Regions from separate parts of the Mus musculus genome. Here region 2 is linked to region 1. The links are chromatin loops, found by intact Hi-C in ENCODE. Cell type or tissue: heart. All regions are shown on one strand. Each heading gives the region's core, and the rest is flanking DNA. Links, peaks and the distances in the headings are about the cores only. Region 1 holds the start of Samd1 (sterile alpha motif domain containing 1). Region 2 holds the start of Adgre5 (adhesion G protein-coupled receptor E5).

Region 1 (2,896 bases), core at 179-2,678:
ACTCCACTGCTGTGGAGAGGGGTGAACTAAGGTCAGGGGTGTGAGAAAAGGGGGAGAATGGAGAAGGGCACCCCCTCCCTGGAGTCTGTTAGGAAGGTTGAGTGTACCCATGCCCAGCTCCTGGACTATGGAGCCGCCCTGGGTGCAGTCTGGACTGGTTGGGGTGGGGACATGGCTGGGTGCTCAGCCTAGAAGGCCATCAGGATCATCATCCTCAAAGTGGCCTTGCTGAAGCACCTTGATGTGGTGCTCGTAGATCTTCAGGGCTGGGCCCAGGCGAATGGATAGGCCAGTGAGCACATCTGTCCGTTGCATGAGCAACAAAGACTTGCCATCAATTTCCTGGGCAGGACAGAAACGGGCAGGGTCAGTGAACACCCGTGAGGCCCTCTGTGCGTACACACACCTGTAGGCCCAGGCTGGGAACTCACCTGCTCTTGAAAAGCAGTGGCCTGCTCTGGGAAGCCCGCCTCAGTGAAGTATTCCACCACATCCATGACTGTCCACTCCACTGGGTCTGTCGGCTTCTCCTTGCGCCCGGGACTGCATCAGAATGGAGAGCAACAGTGACCTTGACACAGCTCTGATTGCCTAACACCCAGGTGCTAACCCCCAACGCTCCCAATGCCTCAACTTACGGACAGCCAAAAGGTGTCCCATCAGCCCCAGGTAGAGCTGGTTTTCCTGGAGGCAAAGGCACCGGAGATGGAGAATCTGGAGCTGCTCCAACACAAGCTGGGAAAGGAAAAGCAGAGGGCAGTCAGGCTAGGGATCACAGCTCCCTGCTCAGCACTGCCCCAATCCAGAGGGGGCCTTACCTGATCCCCCTTCTTTATTCACAGCTGTCATCGGGAACACCTGCCGTGTGCAGCTGCCAGGTGCTGGTCCCCGTCCTTCATCCTGGCCCTGGTAGGGTCCACAGGGCGACCACTCCTTGACCCTCTCCTTAGCACTCTGAGGGCCCCGCTCTCCATTAATCTGATGGTGCTGAGCACCTGCGGGGCGGTCACTCTCGGGCACTTCTGAGCCCTCAGATACATTGTCCTCCTCCTCCTCCTCCTCGTCTTCATCCTCATCTTCCTCTTCTTTCTCAAACACCCGTTCTTCTCCACCTCTCTGGGGCCAGAGAAAGAAGCAGGCAGAGTTAGAGCTCTTCTAGTCCCAGATGAAATCCAGTGTCCGACGCCACCTTTGACAACAACACGGAGTAACTTTTACGCTGTGCTGTCGTTTCCGTGCCAGGTTCTGGGTTAATAAAGCCCTCAATAGCCAAGTCTTACTAAACTCGTTCAACTACCCCCAGGGGTCGCTACTGTCAGCAATCCACGTTTACAGCCGAGGAAACTGAGGCTCCCGCAGATCAGATCACTGACCAAGACCACCGCGTTCGGAGTCCACGGGGACCGTGGGCGAATCCCGGCCACCTGACGTCCCGCTCCCTCCCGGGACTCTGGTCCCCGCCAACTTCGCCCGCACCTGCCCGGTGCGCTCACCTTGCTCCGCGCCGCGCGTGCGCTAGCGGCCGGCGGCGCCCGTCCCGGCCTGTCTCCGCGGGGTAGCGCGAGCGCTCCCAGGCGGGTGCGCTCCAGACGGCCTCGCGCCGCTTCCTCTTCCAGCAGCCCCTGCACGCGGCCGCGAGTGAGGCGGCCGCTGGCGCCGCCACTGCCCCCGAGGTAGCGCACGACTTCCCGCAGGCTCACGGGCCGCGCCGGGCCGCCCGCCCGCGCCGCGCCCCCCTCCGGCGGCGGCTGTGGCTGCGGCGGTGGCGGCTGCTGCTGCTGTGGCGGCGCCGGCGGCTCCCGGGCGGCGACGGCGGGCGGCGGTGCACGGCGCGGGCCGGCTGGGGGCGCCGCGGCCGGGGGCGCGGCGGGCGCTGGTGGCGGCGCGGCCAGGGGCGCGGCCCGCTGCGCCCGGGGACCCGGCTGCGCGGGGCCGGGAGAAGGGGGCGCTGTGGCGGCGGCCGCGCGGGGCGCCCGGGTCGGGGCGGCGACGGGCGCGGGCGGCGGGGCGGGCGTGGGCGGCGGCGCGGCGGGGCCCCCGCGGGGGACGCGCGGCGGGGCGGGTGGGGTGGCTCCGCGGCGGGGCGGCTGGACGCGCGCCGCGTTGCGGTACGAGATGCTCCCCTTGTAGCTGACCCGGAGCACGGCGCGCTGCTGGATCAGTTTCTCGAGCTCCGCGCGCGTGCGCTCCGGCTCCGGGCCGTGCCGCCGCCGCACCATCCGGCAGATGCGCTCCAGGTCCGGCCGCGCCTTGCGCGAGCGCAGCGAGTCGATGGTGTCCAGAATCCACTCTTGGTAGTGCGGGGAAGCGGCGGACGACGAGGCGGCGGCCGCCGTGGTGGCGGCCGCCGCCGTCTCCGGCGGGGGTAGGGCCGGGGGCCCCGCCATGCCTCCCGCCCGGCCCGGCTGCACGGTGCGCGCTGCCTCCCTCCCAGCGCGGCGCCCCCTCCCCGCTCCCCTCCCTCCGCCGCTGCCCGCCTCCTCCGCCTCCCCCCGGGGGGCGCAGCGCCTCGGCGGAGCGGCGGCGGCGCTGCTGTTTCTTCGCAAAAAAAAAAAAAAAAAAAAAAAAAAAAAAGCGAGAGAGAGGAGAGCGCGCGAGAGAGACAGAAAAAAAAATAGTGAGAGAGAAAGAAAAGAGGAAAAAAATATGCACACACTCACTCACTCGCACGCACGCACACAACAGCCCCGCTTCTGCTGGGCGCGCGCGGGGCCGGGGATGCGAGGAGGGAGGAGGGGAGCGCGGCGCGGCCGGCCCCTCCCCGCCGCCGCCGCACGCGCGCCCTGCGCCCGGGACACTCCGGCCCCCCTTCCTGCTCGCCCTCCCCCGCTGCCCGCCTTCCTCGCTCCCTCCCACCCCCACGCGCCCGCTTTTAAGGTGGAGCCCGGGCCCCCGC
Region 2 (2,869 bases), core at 370-2,869, 260 kb after region 1:
CCTCTGCCTCTCAAGTGCTGGGACGAAAGGTGTGCGCCACCATGGCCCAACTTGAACCCAGAATTTACTAAGGTAAAAGGAAGGCCTGACACCCCTGGTAGTTTATGCCTGTGATCCCAGCAGGCTTAGGCTTTGGAGACAGGAAGTCAGGAGTTCAGTGCCATCCTAGGCTACATAGAGTTGAAAGACAGCCTGGGCTGTTTGAGACCAGACCGTGTTTCAGAGAAAAAAAGAAAAAGAAAATCAATATTTTGAAAAATCACTAGATGTGTCTGAGAATGTAGTTCCCTTGGTAGAGTGCTTGTCCAGCATACACAAAGCCTTGGGTTTGGCATTCTTCCCGCCCCCAACACACACACATGAAAAGAAACCATAGTTACACAAGTAACTCAAACAGGAAGCCAGTGTACATCACATGACTCTCTATAGACTGTGGCAAGGTCAGTGCGTGTAACCAAAAAGCCCTGCCGTGGTAAGCCATGTCCCGTGGTCAAAGCTCTCTCTTCCTCTATTTTAAGTCCTTATTACGTTTTTTGTTTGTTTATTTGTTTTGGCTTTTTGAGACAGGGTTTCTCTGTGCAGTCCTGGCTGTCCTGGAACTCACTCTCTAGACCAGGCTGGCCTCGAACTCAGTAATCCGCCTGCCTCTGCCTCTCAAGTGCTGGGATTACAGGCATGCGCCACCACTGCCCGGCCCCTTATTACGTTTTATTTATTGACTTGTTTATTTAGTGTTTGGGTTTGTGTGTGGCACCGTGTGCCCGTGAAGGTCAGAGGACAACTTCCAGGAGTTGGCTCTCTCCTTCCATCATGGAGGTCCTGGGTATCAGAAATCAGGTCGTTAGGTTTTGGGGCAAGTGCCTTTACCCGCTGAACCATCTTGGTAGCACTTCCCTCCCCCACTTTATTATTTTTTATTTTTGCGATAGACTCATGCTTCGTAGGCCTGGCTGGCCTGCAACTCTTAAGTGGCCAAAAACGGCCTCCGGTTTAGCCTCTGCTTTCCAGAGAACGGTATTAGTATAGGCCAACGCAGCCATGCCATGACCCCTTGTCTTTTTGGGCAAGGTCTTTTGTAGCGCGGGCAGGCTTCAAAAGCGACAAAACGGAGGATGAGTTGAACTCCTGATTAGTGCTGGGATTACAGGCTAGCGGTCCTCTGCCGGCTTATGTGGCTTTGAGGCTAGACAGGGCCTCGGGCAGGTTAAGCAAGCACTGCGCACACTGAGCCGCATCTCCAAACCTTGATGTCTCTCGTTCCTGGACAGTCAGCCCGGCAGGACCCTCAGTCCTCTTCTGGTTCTTATTTGGCCCCTGGCTTCTCTGAACTTCAGTTTCTCTCTTGGAAAAGAAGCCGACAAGTCCTGCTGATGGGAAAGGCGAGGGTCGCCCAGGACATCGTTCGGGTGGGAGCTCCACCCAGCTCTGTCCGATGTGCCTGGTCCCCGTCCCAGGACGCCTGAACCACACCACCCAGCTCCCCGCGGGGGCGGGTGTCGGAGCCGCGCGCGGGGGGGGGGGGGGAGGAATGTTGCGTTTGTTCCAGACGCGGGCGCGCGGCGCGCCCTGGGTCTGTTTCCCCGGCACTTTCCTGTTACTTTCCAGCGGGGAGGACAGTTCCGGGGAGGGCCCTGCTCACGCCCGCTGCATAAAAGCCCAGCCCAGCCGGCCGCCACAGCCCTCTATCAACCCCAGACGCTGTCCGTTCCGTGCCGCGCCACCATGAGGGGCGTCAGATGCCCCGGCCTGCTTGGTGAGACCTCGGGGTTGCGCGGAGCCGGGAGGGAACTCGCGGGACGTGGCCAGGAGGGGCAGGGACAGTCGAAGCCGGCGCACCTGTGCGCCCCAGAGGGCTCTCCAGGGGGTGTCAGATCCTAATGGGCTTGAGTGTTGCCAGTTTGGAGACTAAGAGGGAGAAACTGAGGCACGGGGGCAGTTAAAGAGGGTAACAAAGCAGGCATGGTGTCACAGGGCATTAGGGAGGCTGAGGCAGCAGGGTCACCAATTTCAGGTCAGCTTGTGCTACACAGCAAGACCCTGTCTCAAAAGAACAAAAGAAAAAGAAATGCAGGCTAGAGGCTGGGGTGGTGCCGAGGTCAAGAGCATTAAGAGAGGACCTGGCTGGGTCCCAGCACCTATATGGTGGCTCACAAGTGTCTGTAACTCCAGTTCCTGGGGATTCACACTGTCTTCTGCATCCACGGGCAACAGACATGCAGTGCACAGACATACATGCAGTGTACAATAATACATGCAGTGCACAAACATACATGCAGGCAAAACACATACAGTTTAAAAAAAAAAAAAGCTAAAAAGAACTGTAGGTTAAAGTACACTTTGCAAACTGTTGCCCAAACAGACGCTCTCAATGTGAAGAGAAACCCACGTGAGGGTGCCCATTTCTTCGAGGGTGGGAACTCCCCCTGCCCCAGTCTGTCCCCTGCTGTCTCCGTGCCAGGAACAGGCAGAGAATCTCCTTGGGACTTGTCTGGGACGGAGCTGCTGGCTGAAAGGAACTTACCAGGCTGTGGTTTGAACTTGGCTTTCATCATGACTTTCCCGCCCCACCCTGGGTGCCTCAACCGTTGTTTGATGGCTAAGTCACCTAAGTAACTTGACAACAAACAGTGAAAAAATGGAACGGGGCACCAGCTGGAGTTACCCCAAGATATGGAACTTGGGGCACAAACTGGGGTCACCCTAACCACAATGACTGGCCTGAGTGCTAGTGACAGGTGGCAGGCAGCTCAGTAGCCATGGACCTAGAACCAGGAAATAGAGTCCCAGGGTGTCACAGTTGGTGGCAAACAGCTGCAGGGGCCTGCCTGGCTGTCACTAAGCTGGGTCACAGTGACTTTGGGCTGCACTT

Evidence for each region. A loop is a pair of places that touch in the nucleus more often than their neighbours do. Peaks named below come from ENCODE experiments on the same cell type or tissue, not always from the same donor. Only the 100,000 strongest peaks of a DNase experiment are listed, where the experiment ranks them.
Region 2: a loop joins it to region 1, with 3 times the contacts of the local background. A loop is called at or near these places in 1 of 42 quality-filtered maps.

Annotation. Positions count from the first base shown.
Region 1 is chr8:83,997,163-84,000,058 of GRCm38, reverse strand. Samd1 (sterile alpha motif domain containing 1) reads right to left here and starts at 2,543. Exons shown (of 5, transcript NM_001081415.2): 1 at 1,494-2,543; 2 at 819-1,116; 3 at 639-735; 4 at 432-543; 5 at 1-342. The coding sequence starts at 2,387. The coding sequence ends at 184. In heart, for the core only: a CTCF peak has its summit at 1,304 (motif pointing right); DNase peaks (open chromatin) are centred at 948, 1,038, 1,478, 2,218 and 1 weaker place; H3K4me3 peaks cover 2,500 bases; H3K27ac peaks cover 1,366 bases; H3K27me3 peaks cover 343 bases.
Region 2 is chr8:83,739,991-83,742,859 of GRCm38, reverse strand. Adgre5 (adhesion G protein-coupled receptor E5) reads left to right here and starts at 1,549. Exons shown (of 20, transcript NM_011925.2): 1 at 1,549-1,753. The coding sequence starts at 1,723. It overlaps Gm46046 (predicted gene, 46046), which reads right to left and starts at 1,574. Exons shown (of 2, transcript NR_168527.1): 1 at 1,244-1,574. In heart, for the core only: a CTCF peak has its summit at 1,704; DNase peaks (open chromatin) are centred at 1,629, 2,559 and 2,609; H3K4me3 peaks cover 1,945 bases; H3K27ac peaks cover 1,825 bases.